Linked DNA regions of Homo sapiens: region 1 is linked to region 2. Evidence: chromatin loops called from intact Hi-C (ENCODE). Cell type or tissue: endothelial cell of umbilical vein. All regions are shown on one strand.

Evidence for each region. Hi-C counts contacts between places; a loop is a spot of excess contacts. Peaks named below come from ENCODE experiments on the same cell type or tissue, not always from the same donor. Only the 100,000 strongest peaks of a DNase experiment are listed, where the experiment ranks them.
Region 1: a loop joins it to region 2, with 9 times the contacts of the local background. A loop is called at or near these places in 2 of 110 quality-filtered maps.

What each region holds. Positions count from the first base shown.
Region 1 is chr3:179,609,071-179,617,070 of GRCh38, reverse strand. It overlaps NDUFB5 (NADH:ubiquinone oxidoreductase subunit B5), which reads right to left. Exons shown (of 6, transcript NM_002492.4): 2 at 2,012-2,100; 3 at 1,022-1,088; 4 at 27-88. It overlaps LOC124906348 (small nucleolar RNA U13), which reads left to right and starts at 2,193; the gene lies at 2,193-2,296. In endothelial cell of umbilical vein, no CTCF peak of the experiment used is centred here; DNase peaks (open chromatin) are centred at 1,430 and 3,020; H3K27ac peaks cover 3,193 bases.
Region 2 is chr3:179,668,257-179,676,256 of GRCh38, reverse strand. All of the region lies in intron 1 of USP13 (ubiquitin specific peptidase 13), which reads right to left. Among named protein-coding and RNA genes, the nearest start is that of USP13, 19 kb to the right of the region's middle. In endothelial cell of umbilical vein, no CTCF peak of the experiment used is centred here; a DNase peak (open chromatin) is centred at 4,296; H3K27ac peaks cover 2,252 bases.

The DNA.
Region 1 (8,000 bases), 59 kb after region 2:
TGTAATTGTCAATGTCCTATACAAACCTTATAATATTCCCAGTGTTCTGGGACATAGCCTTCTGGAATTTCTGCTAGTTCAGCTTGACCTAATAAGAAAAAATGGTTATGTTTAACTTTAGCATGAGGAGTTTATAAAATTAATTATTCACCATTAAAGTAAGAAACCAACTTCTTGTGGTTTTAAAGGATTCTTTAAAAAATTTGTACCAATGAAGATATGTAGTATTTTTAATTCACTTTAATCTGGTTGAAAATCAATTCATTTGTTAGACATTTTTAGACATCTCTCTGTGTAAGGCATTATTTATAGGTATTCCATGAGTTTCTCATTTTGTTTTTCTATACTGTAACAAGATATAATAAAAGACATATTATTCCTTCTGGTCTTCCCTATACCTATGATACAAAACATTTTAGGATTCAAGGTGTTAGAAGTACTTTGAACAAAATTTCCCACGAAAATCTAATGTTTACTGTCATTGACACTTTCAGTCTTTGTAAGAGGATTATAGTTTTTTTTTGGGGGGGGGACAGAGTCTCACTCTGTTGCCCGGGCTGGAGTGCGATGGCGCCATCTCAGCTCACTGCAACCTCCACCTCCTGGGTTCAAGCCATTCTCCTGCCTCAGCCTCCCGAGTAGCTGGGATTACAGGCGCCTGCCACCACGCCCAGCTAGTTTTTTGTATTTTTAGTAGAGACGGGGTTTCACTATGTCAGCCAGGCTGGTCTCGAACCCCTGACCTCATGATCTGCCCGCCTCGGCCTCCCAAAGTGCTGGGATTACAGGCGTGAGCCACTGTGCCTGGCCGAGGATTATAGTTTTATATGTTCTAGGATGGATTAAAAAATTCTTAGTTCAGATTGAGATTTGGTTATTTTAAGATAAACTGCCATGCTTATGCTTAATTATTTAAAGAGCTTTTCATTACAATATCCATAATTTCTTTTTTATATTAATGTACATATGTTTAAAAATTTTTCCAATCTGGTGGTGCTGGCAGGGGATGGAAGTGACTTACCAATGAATACATTCACCAGAGTTATGAAAATTGCTACTGGAATCCCAGTCAATGCAATGTAGAATCTCTAAGATAAAAAAAAAAGTGTTTCTCATGACCATTTCGTAACTCTCCCCACACACAAATCATCCTCATGATATGATTTCCTCATATTTCTTATAAAATAAACTTGCCAAATTGGGCATACAGTACCAAATTATTGATTTCTGTGATTTTACTTTTTGGTAAAGCAATGCCATGAAAGAAAATAATATGTTAAGAACAAAAGTCTAAAAGCATCAGGGTGATTTCTACCACTAAATAGGATTTGAGCTGGTCATAACAAGAAAAGTAAGGGCTCAACCAAGGAGATGAAAAAGGTCATTAAACACAACGGAAGGGCAAGAGAAAGTTTTAAGGTCAGTACTCAAATGATGATTCAGAGCTTTATCTACCGTGGCAGATGGTCCAGACAATCTCCCATTTTCTAAGCCTCTACTTTGTTCGTATAGAGCCTTGAGACAGAAATATAGTCAGCATTCTAAATAAGCAATGTAATTATATTATTGCTAAATTAAGATTGCACTATAGATCCCTGTTACTCTCTGAAATAAATGTTCCTGAACAACATATAAATATAAAATCATATCCCAAAATAATGTAGCTCCTTTATTTAAGCAAGTCTTTCAACAAGTTCTTTGGTAATTTAAAGAATATTTTAGTTATAGGAACACAGATTCTATTTCGAAACGCCATAATCTTCAGAAGAAAGGAATGGTTCAAGTTTTACCTCCATTTAGTGTAAATCCTTTTGTGAAGAAGGAAAGCTTCACTAATTTAAAGAGAAATTCAATAACAAATCAGACTTTACAGTCTCAGTATCTTCTACAGAAAGAAATATAAATTTACAAAATAAAATATTTCATAAAATGAAAGATGTTTTCTAAAGAGGCAAAAATTTTTTCCCTGTTACATGCAAAGACTTTAATTCAACAAAAAATTTAAACTTACCAATAACTTCAAAAAACGCCTGTCATAGAATCTAGAAGGTCTGATGACAAATAGTCTTTTCCCATGGTCTCCACTGTGTCGAACAGGAGCTGGGAATATTGAATTACCCTGTTTTATACAAGGTTCATATGGGTATACTGTTATATTCTGAGTTAAAATCAGATTATAAAAAAATACAAGGATCCTTTTGTAGCTCATAAGCAGGATGACTGGGTTTTCACACTCAGGTGTGAGATGTGCCTCCCTCAAACCTTGTTATGAGGTAGGCACATTACCCATCTGACATGAAACAAAAAGAAAATATACATTCTTAGATGTTTAATATGAGTTAAGATTTTAAAATGTCTTATTTGAGTAATAAGGCCAGGTCAGATAGGGTATCTTTAAACAAAGATGGATCTACTGTTCTAAAGCATAACTTTCCTCATTTTAATTCAAAGTTAAAGTATCTAAATAATCATTTTAATTTGTTTCAATAGCAGGCAGGGAGGTTAGGTACTTAATGAGCTGCTCATCTGTGTCTCCTCTGCAACAAATATTTGCTAATGCTGCAAAAGAAATACATTTAATTTAAATTATTCCATTATGCCATTTCACATGACACATTATCTGTATTATATGTATTATTATGCTGCAAAATAGATGGAAAGGACCAGCCGTATTTACTCAACAAATCACCAGCAGGAATTAGAACTTGTTATCAAACTACACACTCTAAAATATCTTGATAAAATCACGTGGTAAACCATTGCTGATTAAGAATATCCTCTTCAAGTCTCCCCCTGACAGAATTTAATCAAGCCTTGCTGGAAGTAAACTGAGGCAAAATTTCACTTCTGGATCCTCTTTTTATATTCTTCCTCTTGAAGGTCTGCAAGGATCACTAGAGGCATTCCAAGCCCTTTCCACTGGGAACAGGAAAGGATCTAGCTGTTACTTAGAAACTGAAGGTTCCTATCTTTTCACTGTGTAACTACTCTCAAGGATATTTTGCATGTGAGTCACTGTAGAATAAAAAACTTTAATTTCCCATTAAAGGAATTTCAGTCATAATAGATGTCAGAAAGATCTGAATCTTTTGTTCATGTTTAATGTCTGGAATGCTGTCCCCTCTCCTGAAATCTATGTTAGGCCCAGATAACATCTTATCTTCCAAGATGCCAACATTTTTCCCAACCACACGAGATCTTTCCTACTGTTGAATTACTGTACGTTATTGTGACATGTATATTTGTGTTTACTGCTGCCACTTTTAAGTATAAATATCTTGAAAGCAGGAACTATCTTCTTAATTTTGGTAACATCTGCAGCAGCTTGCAGTGAGTTTGGGAGGTTGATTCACAAGAGAATTAGAAACTGGCATGAATTTACTACATATAATTCATACTACTAAGGCTTTTTAAATAACAAGATTAAGAGAATTTGACAAAGTAAGTATGGACTTCAGCAAATCATCTGAAACATACATAATTTTTTTTGTGGACTAGATGAAGAAAACGGGTTGGATGACAGTACAAAGTACTCATTAATTCAATACATATTTAATTGCATACTATGTGCAGATCCTATGCTAGAACTATATACGGTCTAAGAGGGATATAGATCTTGCTGGGAGAAATACACACTACACAAGTAATTACAAATCTGTAAGGGTAACAAGGGAAAGAAATAGGATACAGTGGCCCAGAAGAAAAGTTCCTATTTAGACAAGATGGGGGGGTTGGGAAGAGGGGACATTATAAGCTGAGAGAAAGAGGAAGTTAGAGAAATTTGTAATGGGTACTTGATTGACTGTAAGCAAAAGGTACTGATTAATTACTGCAGTAACCTGGCAAAGAGATCTCTCAAAAGCCCTGCAGCATCAAGGTTTTTATGAATGGCTTAGATGAGGTGGATACAGCATTCCTGACTTGTCGAGTCTTAGAAACACAAAGCTACTGCTACAAGAGTGGCCATGGGGTCCCAAAAGAGTCTTTACACACATTACAAAAGGCTAAATCTAAAAGGATTCAACATAATAAGGTAAGTGGAAGTTCCGCCTGGAACTCCCAGAAATTTAGTTGCTCACAAAAAAGCCAAAGGCCAATTCAGTCTTAATCTGATACACTAGAAGCACAGGGTCAAAACAGGATGATCTTCCCTGTCGCTTATCCCCTGACTACACCTGCAGAAATGTGTCCATTCAAGAGCATACTCTTTTAGAGGGACAATCTATTTTCAGCTTAGTATTAGTTTGGTGCAAAAGTAACTGCAGTTTTTGCAACTGAAAGTAATTGCGGTTTTTGGCTGAGCGCGGCGGCTCACGCCTGTAATCCCAGCACTTTGGGAGGCCGAGGCGGGCGGCTCACGAGATCAGGAGATTGAGACCAACCTGGCTAACACGGTGAAACCCCGTCTCTACTAAAAATACAAAAAAATAGCCGGGTGTGGTGGCAGGCGCCTGTAGTCCCAGCTACTCGGGAGGCCGCAGGAGAATGGCGTAAGTAAACCCAGGAGGCGGAGCTTGCAGTGAGCCTAGATCGCGCCACTGCACTCCAACCTGGGCGAGAGTGAGACTCTGTCTCAAAAAAAAAAAAAAAAAAAAGGTTTAATGCACTTAGTAATGTGAACTGCTTGCTCTTTCTTTACACATATTACCCAATTATTAAACAATTAGTCATGTCATTAAAGGTCCTAGATAACTTATTAATATTGTTTCAAAGTATATTTCATAGCATGTAACTTTTTTTTTTTTTTTCCAGAGACAAGGTTTTTTGCTATGTTACTCAAGCTGGTCTCAAACTCCTGGGATCGAGAGATCCTCCCACCTTCAGCTTGCGGAGTAACTGGGATTACATCACGCACCACCACAACCAACTTGCCTTTAACTCTTTTTAAATGTTTTGAGCCTTCAGGATTGTTGATGTAGTAGGGCCATCTGCTTAAATCTAAAAATATTAGTGTGTAACCAGGAATGGTGGTGCATGCTTGTACTCCCAGCTACTCGGGAGGCTGAGGCGGGAGGATCACTTGAGCCCAGGAGTTTGAGGTCAGCCTGAGCAACATAGCTAGACCCTTCCCCCTCAAAAAAAAATTAAATTATTAGGGTGAATATTGCTTACAATGAGGTGACTACCAGGATTTCTGGAACCCTGAACCTCCTGACACCAAAAATAAGCATCTTTCACTGCTCTCTAAAGCCTGAAATTTCTCCATTAAGTATTTATTAATTTCATAGGCCCAAGGCTTCAATGACTAATTTTTAAAAATGCACGTAGCCTCAGAAAAGTTATTAAGCCTTTGATGATTGCGATTTTTATAAGAATTGAATAAGATAATGTGGGAATGTGGGAACTTTTTGTGTGTCAAAGACAACAACTGGGCCGGGCACAGTGGCTCACACCTGTAATCCCAGCACTTTGGGAGGCTGAGGCGGGCGGATCACCTGAGGTCAGGAGTTCGAGACCAGCCTGGCCAACATGGTGAAACCCTGTCTCTACTAAAAATACAAAAAATTAGCCAGGCCTGTGATCCCAGCTACTCGGGAGGCTGAGGCAAGAGAATCGCTTGAATCCAGGAGGCGGAGACTGTGGTGAACCAAGATCGCGCCACTACACTCCAGCCTGGGTGACAGAGCGAGACTCCGTCTCAAGAAAAAAAAAAAAAAGACAACAACTGAAAATTGGTCATTTTCTTTCCCTCATTCCCAGTAAAGGGCACCACCATCTCAATTACCTTGGATAAAAATCTCAATCATCTTCCTTGCATCTATCCTTCATTCATCATTTGCCAAGGCCTCTTGATTCTAAGAGTTAAATTCTCCATTTCATTCCATGCCTTCTTTACTTTACTGACCTAGGTAATCAACATCCCCTATAAGCCATCCAATATTCAGAAGCATCTTCCTATAACACACTCCTGATATTGCTCTTCTGCTACAACACTCTGTTGCCTACAAAATCAAATGAAGATACGTTGGCTTTGTAGTCAGTCCCTCCCCTCCCCCAATTTGGTCCCAACTTTCCTTTATTTGCCTTTTCTCCCAACGCCTACCTACCCCAAGAGTCACATATCCAATAAAAAAAACTCAACCTTTACTTTTCTGCCAGTTCCACCTATTAAAACTATCCCTATACTTCAGTTAAAATGCCCCATCTATTCCATGTCTGGATTAACTCCACAGCACTCTGTTTATACATCCATATTAATACTCTTCACATTTTTAAAAACCATAATTTATGCATATCAGTCTTCAATTATAAATTAAATTTACCTGCAGCTGAGGGGAGAACTTAGCTCATTTCTGGAATTACACCATCTTTGATGTTTAATAAATAATTTAATTAAACAGAATAGCTTTATCTGCTAATTTTCTGAGAAAGGTTTACAGAGGGTGATGAAGAACATGACAGCACTAGATCTTTAGGAAGGATGAGGCTATAGGAATTTGTAGAAGGCTAATGCCAGGACTTCAAAGGCACAGGCAAAAAAAGAAAAACTAGACAAACTGGACTTCATGAAAATTTTAAAATTTTGTGTCTGAAAGGACGCTATCAGCAGAGTAAAAAGGCAACCCACAGAATGGGAGAAAATATATGTAAATCATATATCTGATAAGGGATTGATTTCAGAACACACAGAAAACTCAACAACAACAACAACAAACCAAACAATCCAATTTAAAAATAGGCTGGGCATGGTGGCTCATTCCTGTAATCCCAGCACTTTGGGAGGCTGAGGTGGGGAATTTCTTGAGCCCAGGAGTTTGAAACTAGCCTGGTCAACATAGCAAGATCTCATCTCTACAAAAAACTTAAAAAATTAGCCGGGTGTGGTGGTGTGCACCCGTCATCCCAGCTACTCAGGAGGCTGAGGCGAGAGGATCACCTGAGTCTAGGAGGTTGAGGCTACAGTGAGCTATGATTGCGCCACTGCACTTCAGCCTGGGTGACAGAGCAAGATCCTGTCAAAAATAAATAAACAAATAAATAAAATAGGCAAATAGCCTGGCAGAGTGGCATGTACCTGTAGTCCCAGCTACTTGAGAGGCTGAAGCAGGATTGCTTGAGTCCAGGCGTTCAAGTTCAGCATGGGCAACATTAGGGAGACCTCATACTCAAGTTAAAAAATAATAATATAATAAATAATAAGCAAAGGATTTGAACAGACATTTCTCTAAAGAAGATATATACACAAATGGTCAAGAAGCACACAAAAAGATGCTCAACAAAACTAATTAGAGAAATGCAAATCAAAACTACAATGATATCATCACATACCCATCAGAATAGCTACAATCAAAAAACCAGAAAATAACAAGTGTCAGTGACAATATGGAGGAAGTGGAATCTTTGTACACTGTTGGTAAACAAAGGAATGTAAAATGGTATTGTTGCTATGGAAAATAGCATGAGGGTTCCTCAAAAAATTAAAAACAGAATTACCATATTGTGGAATCCTAGTAAGATACATAAGCAACAAGGAAGGGGCCCCAGGTGGAGGAAAGCAATTCTGCTGAGACACGGCTAATCACAGGCAACCCACAGGCACAACATCCTGTTCCCAAATACCTCGTTCAACACATAGCCCCAGTAGAGTGACCTTATCTGCACATCTTCTCTGCTCATAGCCCCTTCAGTATGACCCTATAAAACTTCCCTCCAGTCCCTGACTCTGCAGATAGCCCCTTCTCTGCTGTGCTGCCCATTGTTCTCTTGCAACTCTATCTTCGTATTTTCTCTAATAAATCTGTCCTCTGTATCTATGACTGTCTTGGTAAATTCTTTCACCACCCACAATGCCAGTCCCAGCCAGTAACACCCATGACACACATGACCCAGCAATTACACTTCTGCAGATATACCCATAAGAATTGAAAGCAGGGTCTCAGAAGAGGTATTTGTATATCCATGTTCACAGAAACATTATTCACAACACAAGTCATACTCAATGTCACTGATGAGTTCTTGGAAACTGTGACTTTAAGTGAAACCACATACAGCAGGTCCTT
Region 2 (8,000 bases):
AGACTGGGTAATTTATAAAGGAAAGAGGTTTAACTGACTCACAGTTCCGCATGGCTGGGAAGGCCTCAGGAAACAAAATCATGGCGGAAGGTGAAGGGAAAGAAAGGCACCTTCTTCACAGGGCGGCTGGAAGGAGAAGTGCTGAGCAAAGGGGGAAAAGCTCCTTATAAAACCATCAGATCTCATGAAAATTCACTCACTATCACGAGAACAGGATGGGGGTTACCAACCCCATGATTCAATTATCTCCCACCAGGTCCCTCCTACGACATGTGGGGATTATGGGAACTACAATTCAAAGATAAGATTTGGGTGGGGACACAGCCAAACCATATCAGGCAGGATACAAAATAAAACTTTTTTTAAAGTAATGGTGGTAGACAGCTCTATTAAATTAAAATAGATTACAGGCTGGGCACAGTGGCTCAAGCCTGTAATCCCAGCACTTTGGGAGGCCAAGATGGGCAGATCACTTGAGGCCAGGAGTTCCAGACCAGCCTGGACAACATGGTGAAACCTCATTGCTACTAAAAACACAAAAATTAGCCAGGCGTGGCGGAACACGCTTCTAGTCCCAGCTACTCAGGAGGCTGAGGCAGGAGAATTCCTTGAACCCGGGAGGCAGGGGTTGCAGTGAGCTGAGATCATGCCACTGCACTCCAGCTTGGGCAACAGAGCGAGACTCCATCTCAATAATAATAATAATAATAATAATAATAAAATAGGTTACAGATAAAACTCATATAGCATTGGGTAAATTTTTTTAAAATATTAATGGTAGCATAAGAATGGAGGCCCCACAAATATATTCATTCTAAGATAACTATTTAATATATGTCAAATCACAGGAGATACAAAAATGCAGAAAAGAATCACCAATAAAAGTTACTAGGAAAATTAACATCAGTATAGAAGAAAATTAACCTAGATCTACAACTTATACGAAACATGGTAATAAAGTCCAAATAGATCCAAGAAATAAGCAATTACAAAACTAAAAAGAGCAGACTCATATATTCAGCCCACTTTTAAAAGGGAATGTCAACATTCAAGTTCAACTTAAGAAATTTTTTTTTTTTTTTGAGATGGAGTGTCACTCTGTCGCCCAGGCTGGAGTACAGTGGCGTGATCTCTGCTCACTGCAAACTCCACCTCCCGGGTTCACACCATTCTCCTGCCTCAGCCTCCCGAGTAGCTGGGACTACAGGCGCCCGCCACCATGCCTGGCTAATTTTTTGTATTTTTAGTAGAGACAGGGTTTCACCGTGTTAGCCAGGATGGTCTCAATCTCCTGACCTTGTGATCGATCCACCTGCCTCGGCTTCCCAAAGTGCTAGGAAAGAATTTTTTAAAAAACCATTTAGTTTCCAATGTGAGAAAATATTAAAATCAAACCATCACATCCTCACAACCCCCTTAAGTAGGCATATTAAAACAATCTCAAGGCACAGGTACATGCCTCATAAACCAGCAAAAACTGTTAAAATTGCACAGCCTGAAGCCACAGAGAAAACCCGTATATCCTCTCCTACAATATAAATCGGCTCAGCCTTTCTAGAGAGCAAAAAAACAGTGACCCTTTGGCACAGTATTTCCCCTCTGGGTACAGGCCCGAGAGAAGAATTAAAAAAAAAAACTAATTTGTGCAAAAATATTCACACATGCAGTATCTATAATAAAATAATGTAGCAATGGCCCCAAATAGAGGAGTTAAGAAACTGTGACATATAAGCACAAGAAAATACTGCAACATTATTTAAAAAGACAAAGTTATGAATTGTGTGTAATGAGTCTTGCTTGGTCTACAGTGGTGCTTCTCCAACTATTGTCACGATGGATGAGGTTGTTTTTGTTTTTTGTTTTGTGTTGTTTTCATTTGTTAAGGAAAGACACATGTTCCCACTGCACATGACTAGTTCAAAGCTCCAGCCAGATATGGTCTTACTCACCACACACCTTAAGTTCCACAAAACCCAAACTGGTCTATGTCCTGGGCAAACAGATCCACTGGTCACACACTTGGCTGTGGCTGCAATGTCAAGTTGCTATACAAATCTCAAAACAGGCCGGGCGCAGTGGCTCACACCTGTAATCCCAACACTTTGGGAGGCTGAGGCGGGTGAATCACCTGAGGTCAGGAGTTCGAGACCAGCCTGGCCAACATGGAGAAACCCCGCCTCTACTAAAAATACAAAATTAGCCGGGCGTAGTGGCACATGCCTGTAATCCCAGCTACTCAGGAAGGCTGAGGCAGGAGAATCGTTTGAACCCGAAAGGCGGAGGTTGCGGTGAGCCAAGATCGCGCCATTGCACTCCAGCCTGGGCAACAAGAGCGAAACTCCGTCTCAAGAAAAAAACGAAAGAAAGAAATCTCGAAACACTACTCTTAGTGTTGTACTCATCTCTCAGCCCAGTCAGCTGACACACTTTAGGTAGCACTTGTCTAGGGCTAGGTGAACTCGGCCCAAGTCTAAGAGTGTCTCACCCGCCAGGAAAGCATTATCTAAAAGACTTTCAGGACACAAGGTCAGGCCTGCAGCCTTCACAGCAGCCCCATCAATGCCTCCTCACTGCAGGCGCTTCCCAAACGCCACACTCTGCCAGTCTCTGCCCAGGAACTACTCCCACATCTCCCTGCTCAGCCCCTCTTCTGACAGTCCTTGACCCTAAATCTGCTTTCATTTCACAATCAGTGTCATGCTCATTGAAATCTATCGCTATGAGAAACCCAGGCTTCCTTGAGTTTGCCGCCAGTACCTTTAGAAGCTGAAATACACATTTGCTCCTTGAAGGCAGGAAAATTGTATCATTTATTGCTGAATCCTAAAAATAGTACCTGGTACAGGGCAGGGGGGGCAGGAAAACTGTGTCATATTCACCACTGAATCCCAAAAACAGTACCTGCTACAGGGCAGGATTGAACAAACTTTTGTAGGATGAATGATAGTTTTTGTCTCCACTATTTGTTATTGGGTCTCTCTCTCTCAAACTATTCCTCAGTGCCCTTCTGATCTGAATTTAAAATGCATCATAATACAGCTTCCACTTAAAGTCTCTGGCACGACTAAACAATGGGAATTCTCAAAATAAAACTCATGGCCACGCATAGAAAAACAGCCTGAGGCACCAGCAGAAATTCTAGCTTTTCAGGTTTGTTTGGCTGAAGTCACTCTTAGCAGCCTGGACACTTGAACCCTACTGCCCCAGCTCTCCCACCTGCTGTAACCAAGCCAGTCTCACATGGTTCTTCAGGAAAGTGGCTGCCTTCTCTGCACCACCGTCCCACCTTGGATCCTACCTGCCTCCGGTGCTCAGAGGACACCCAGCCCAGAATGACCAATGTGCAGTTCTGTGCACAATCCTAAGCTAAATAGGATTCTAATGATCATTTTTATGATGCACTAACCAGAAATTTGACCAAGATGCAAGACTTTGACATCCAAAATCAGAAGAAAGTCAAGAAATACTGCACAGGGCTCTATAATGATTTCCCTTGACAACTTCTCCAGCCCCATAATCAAACGGTAAGAAAGGAGCAGCACTGGCCGGGTTCAGAGGCTCACGCCTGTAATCCCATCACTTTGGGAGGCAGGTCAGGAGATCAAGCCCATCCTGGCCAACATGGTGAAACCCCATCTCTACTAAAATACCAAGAAATTAGCCGGGAATAGTGGTACACACCTGTAGTCCCAGCTAACAAAAAAATTAGCCGCGCATGGTGGTACACACCTGTAGTCCCAGCTATTCAGTAGGCTGAGGCAGGGGAATTGCTTGAACCCGGCAGGCAGAGATTGCAGTGAGCCAAGATCGCGCCATTGCACTCCAGACTGGCAACAGAGCGACACACTGTCTCAAAAAAAAAAAAAGAAAAAAAAAGAAAAAGAAAGGAGCAGCATTAGAAGCCCCATGTATTGTTAAAATCCTGTCTTCAATGCATTTCAATATACATACAGTATATACTTAGCCATTCATTTGCTACTTTGTATTGTATCCCTCTATGTACTATTCAGAAATAACATCAAAGACAAAGTCACTGATTTTATATTGCCTGCCGTTTAAAAGAATGTTAAAACGGTGGCAAATATAAAGGTCAAGATTGCAACATGTTTCAGAGTAGCAAGTGAATAGTCATTTTAAATAAAAATACACTACTTTGTCAATCGGTAGGTGTTCAGAGAACTTTGTTTATGATGATGTTTTCTTGGCAACCAGCCTTCCCACTGGAAGACAGGAAGGGAGCATGAGCTTATGTGAGCAACGCGCTCAGGAAACAGTCGCTGCGTAACACTTGTTTTTATAACTACAGAACAGTGTCTCCTGTGGAAAACAAGCGGTCATTGCTGCAAAGAGAAACATGATGTAGGTAGATGGAGTCACAACAAATCCACGCCAGGACAAATCACATACTAACACCGCGGGAAGACGGTGACTCACACACCCTTGGAAAAGGAAGGCCAAGAAGACCAGAACACCGTATTTTCTAGAACATCGACTCAAAAAAGAGCGGACAGGAAAAAAAAATTAACCAAATGAGCTGCTTGTAATTATAAAAAGAAGTAACCCAAATGGCCAAGAACAGATTTGCCAAATAATTTATGGTACCTCCATGAAATGTAACACTCTTCAGCTATTTAAAATTGACTTGTGGATGAGTATTTACTGATAGAAAAATAAGTACATAGTATTTTTGGGCTAAGAAAGCAGGTAACAAAACACTGTGTATGATGTTATAATATACATGACATGCACACTCTTCCTGGCGTATGTTGTTATCTCAGCATGGGGAGACAATGTGGGAATTTTTTTTCTTCCTGTTTTCTTCTGGTATTTTTAAATTTCTCTTCAGGAACATAGATTCATTTTTTAATTAAAATATAAATAAAAGTTTTTTAACTGAATGTATTTAGATATGCTCCCTTTTCTCAAACCTGGCTTCCCAACCACACAGCTTTATGGGGGCTGTATATTCCCACTACTCAAAGTAAAGCATGGTGGCAATAACTTGAGATTTTAATTTTTTATCTTTGAGAGAGTCTCACTCTGTTGCCCAGAAATGCAGTGGAGCCATCTCTGCCTCCCGGGTTCAAGGGTTTCTCCTGCCTCAGCCTCCCAAGTAGCTGGGATTACTGGTGCCCACCACCACACCTGGTTAATTTTTGTATTTTTAGTAGAGACGGGGTTTCGACATGTTGTCCAGACTGGTCTCGAACTCCAGATCTCAAGTGATCCACCCATCTTGGCCTCCGAAAGTGCTGGGATTGGCCGGACATGGTGGTTCACACCTGTAATCCCAGCACTTTGTGAGGCCGAGACAGACGGATCACCTGAGGTCAGGAGTTCGAGCCAGCTTGGCCAACATGGTAAAACCCCGTCTCTACCAAAAATACAAAAATTAGCCAGGCATGGTGGCACACACCTGTAATCCCAGCTACTCGGGAGGCTGAGGCAGAAGAATCGCTAGAACCCAGGAGGCAGAGGTTGCAGTGAGCGGAGATCATGCCACTGCACTCCAGCCTAGGTGACAGAGCGAGAATCTGTCTCAAAAAAAATAAAAAAATAAAAAAATTGCTGGATTACAGGCATGAGCCACTGCGCCCGGCCAATAATTTGATATTAATAAGAGAATATCTTGAGATTTGTAGCTGAGGAAATTCAGGAACAAGTAAAATAGAGGTGATACGGCGTGTAACCTCAGGGAGGCAAATGAGACTGTGATTACAACTGGGAAAAATGAAACTAATCGGGAACACTGTACTCTAGTTGGCTCCCACTCATGTTTACAAAAGGGGATGCTCAATGTGGAGAATGGAAAAGAAGCCGTGAGAGTGAGGCCGTGATGTCTTCTCTAGAGGCAAAAGAAGGCCATGGGGGTGAGCGGCAGAAGGAATGTGTTCAGTCCCTCAATGCAAGACATCAGAGACCCAGCAAGGGTGGTGCCCTAATGACATTTAAGTCCTAGTAAAGAGAGACAGGCAACACGCAAGAAAGAGACATCGAAGATAATTTCCAGCAGTGATAAGAGGAGCCTGAGGATTGGGGTCTTTATACAGATGGGGGACAGGGTTGTCTCTAGGAGGCTGAGACTTCAAAGATGATGAGCAGTCAGGCAAGCAAAGAAGGAAGAGTACCCTCTCCAGATGCAAAAGCATGTGCAAAGGTCCCCACTCCAGAAAAGGCTTGGCTACTGCTTTGAGGGTAGGAAGCCAGCAGGGTCCTGGAGAAGCATGAGAAAAAGGTGGCGACAGTACAGGAGGAGAGGGCTGCAAAGGTCAGCTCAAGGAAGCCTGGCACGCCAGGGGAGAGCTGGGTGCACACTGGGCAGAAGCAAAGCCACTGGAGGCTTCTAAAGTGAGAAGTGCCATGATCTCATCTACATTTTTCAAAGATCACTCTGGCTACTGTGGAAGAATTATGGAGGGGGGGGTCAAGAAAATATACATTTGAGAGGCTATAGTCTAGACCCACACTGTCTAATATGGTAGCCACCAGCCACATGTGCATATTTAAATTTAAATTAAGTTAAATTAAAAATTCAGTTCCTCTACCGCACTGGCCACATTTCAAGTGCTCAACAGCCAAAGATGGCTAGTGGCTACCTTACTGGACAGCTGAGACACAAAACAATTCCATCATCTCAGAAAGTTCTTTTAGACAGCCTCTGTCTAAACAAGGCCAGATGGTGGCTTAGCCTGGGGAAGATGGCAGGAGGAGGAGGGAAGGGGGCTGACAGCAGAGACAGGGAAACGGGCAGTGTCAGGATATTATTTTTTTTATTTATTTATTTAATTTTTTTTTTTTGAGACGGAGTCTTGCTCTTTTGCCCAGGCTGGAGTCCAGTGGCGCAATCTCAGCTCACTGCACCTCTGCCTCCTGAGTTCAAGAGATTCTCGTGCCTCAGCATCCCAAGTAGCTGGGACCACAGGCGTGTGCCGCCATGCTGGCTAATTTTTGTATTTTTAGTAGAGATGGAGTTTCACCATGTTGGCTAGGCTGGTCTCAAACTCCTGACCTCAGGTGATCTGCTTGCCTTGGCCTCCCAAAGTGCTGGGATTAGAGGCGTGAGCCACCGCGCCCAGCCAGGATATAATTTTAGGATAGAGCGCACTAGCCCAGGAGGTGGATTAGATGTAGAGGCATGTGGAAAAGGGTGGAAGTGAGGACAACTCCTAATGGTTCTGATTCATTACTGAGTCCATAAGAGCACCCTCCTGTCTCTGCCCAACTTTTGCTTTCATCAAGCCACCACCTACCTATTAATTCAACCTCTCAGGTACTTCCATGTCCGAATGAAAGACATGAGTGTTCCAATAACCAGAGCACAGATCTCCAGTATATTCTCGCTTCTAGAGCAAACCAGACAAGAGTTTTAAAATGCAAAAATTAAGCACCCATAAATAAGAAGCAAATGAGCAAATTAATCACCCATAGATAAGAAGCAGGTGAACAATAAGAAAGTAAAACAAGATTCCAGATCAAGGGCAGCAAGCACACAGAAGGGGGAAATATAATGGAGAAAAAGCACTATCAGAAGATAGGACTGGGCGCAGTGGCTCATGCCTGTAATCTCAGCACTTTGGGAGGCCAAGGCAGGAGACCTACTTAAGCCCAGGAGGTCAAGGTTGCAGTGAGCCAAGATCACACCACTGCACTCTAGCCTGGACAACAGAGTGAGACCTTGTCTCAAAAAACAAATAAACAGAGAAAGAAAGAAAATAGACTGGATAGCAGGGAATAACCAAACAGGTCACCAGTAAAACAGAATTACCAGCATACAATAGTTGCAAAATCCAAAATCTTGGTTTCAACAGCAGATCCATTGAAGTAAATGTGTTCACATAAACTAAGTAGGAAAGAACAAACGCATGTAATCCCAGGAGAGTATAGGCCTTACTGCTAAACACTGATAAAACATCTGTGGCCATGAAATGTTAAGAAAAAACCAGAAATATTAATCCAGCAGCAGGCATGGTGGTGCACACCTGTAGTCCCAGCTACTCAAA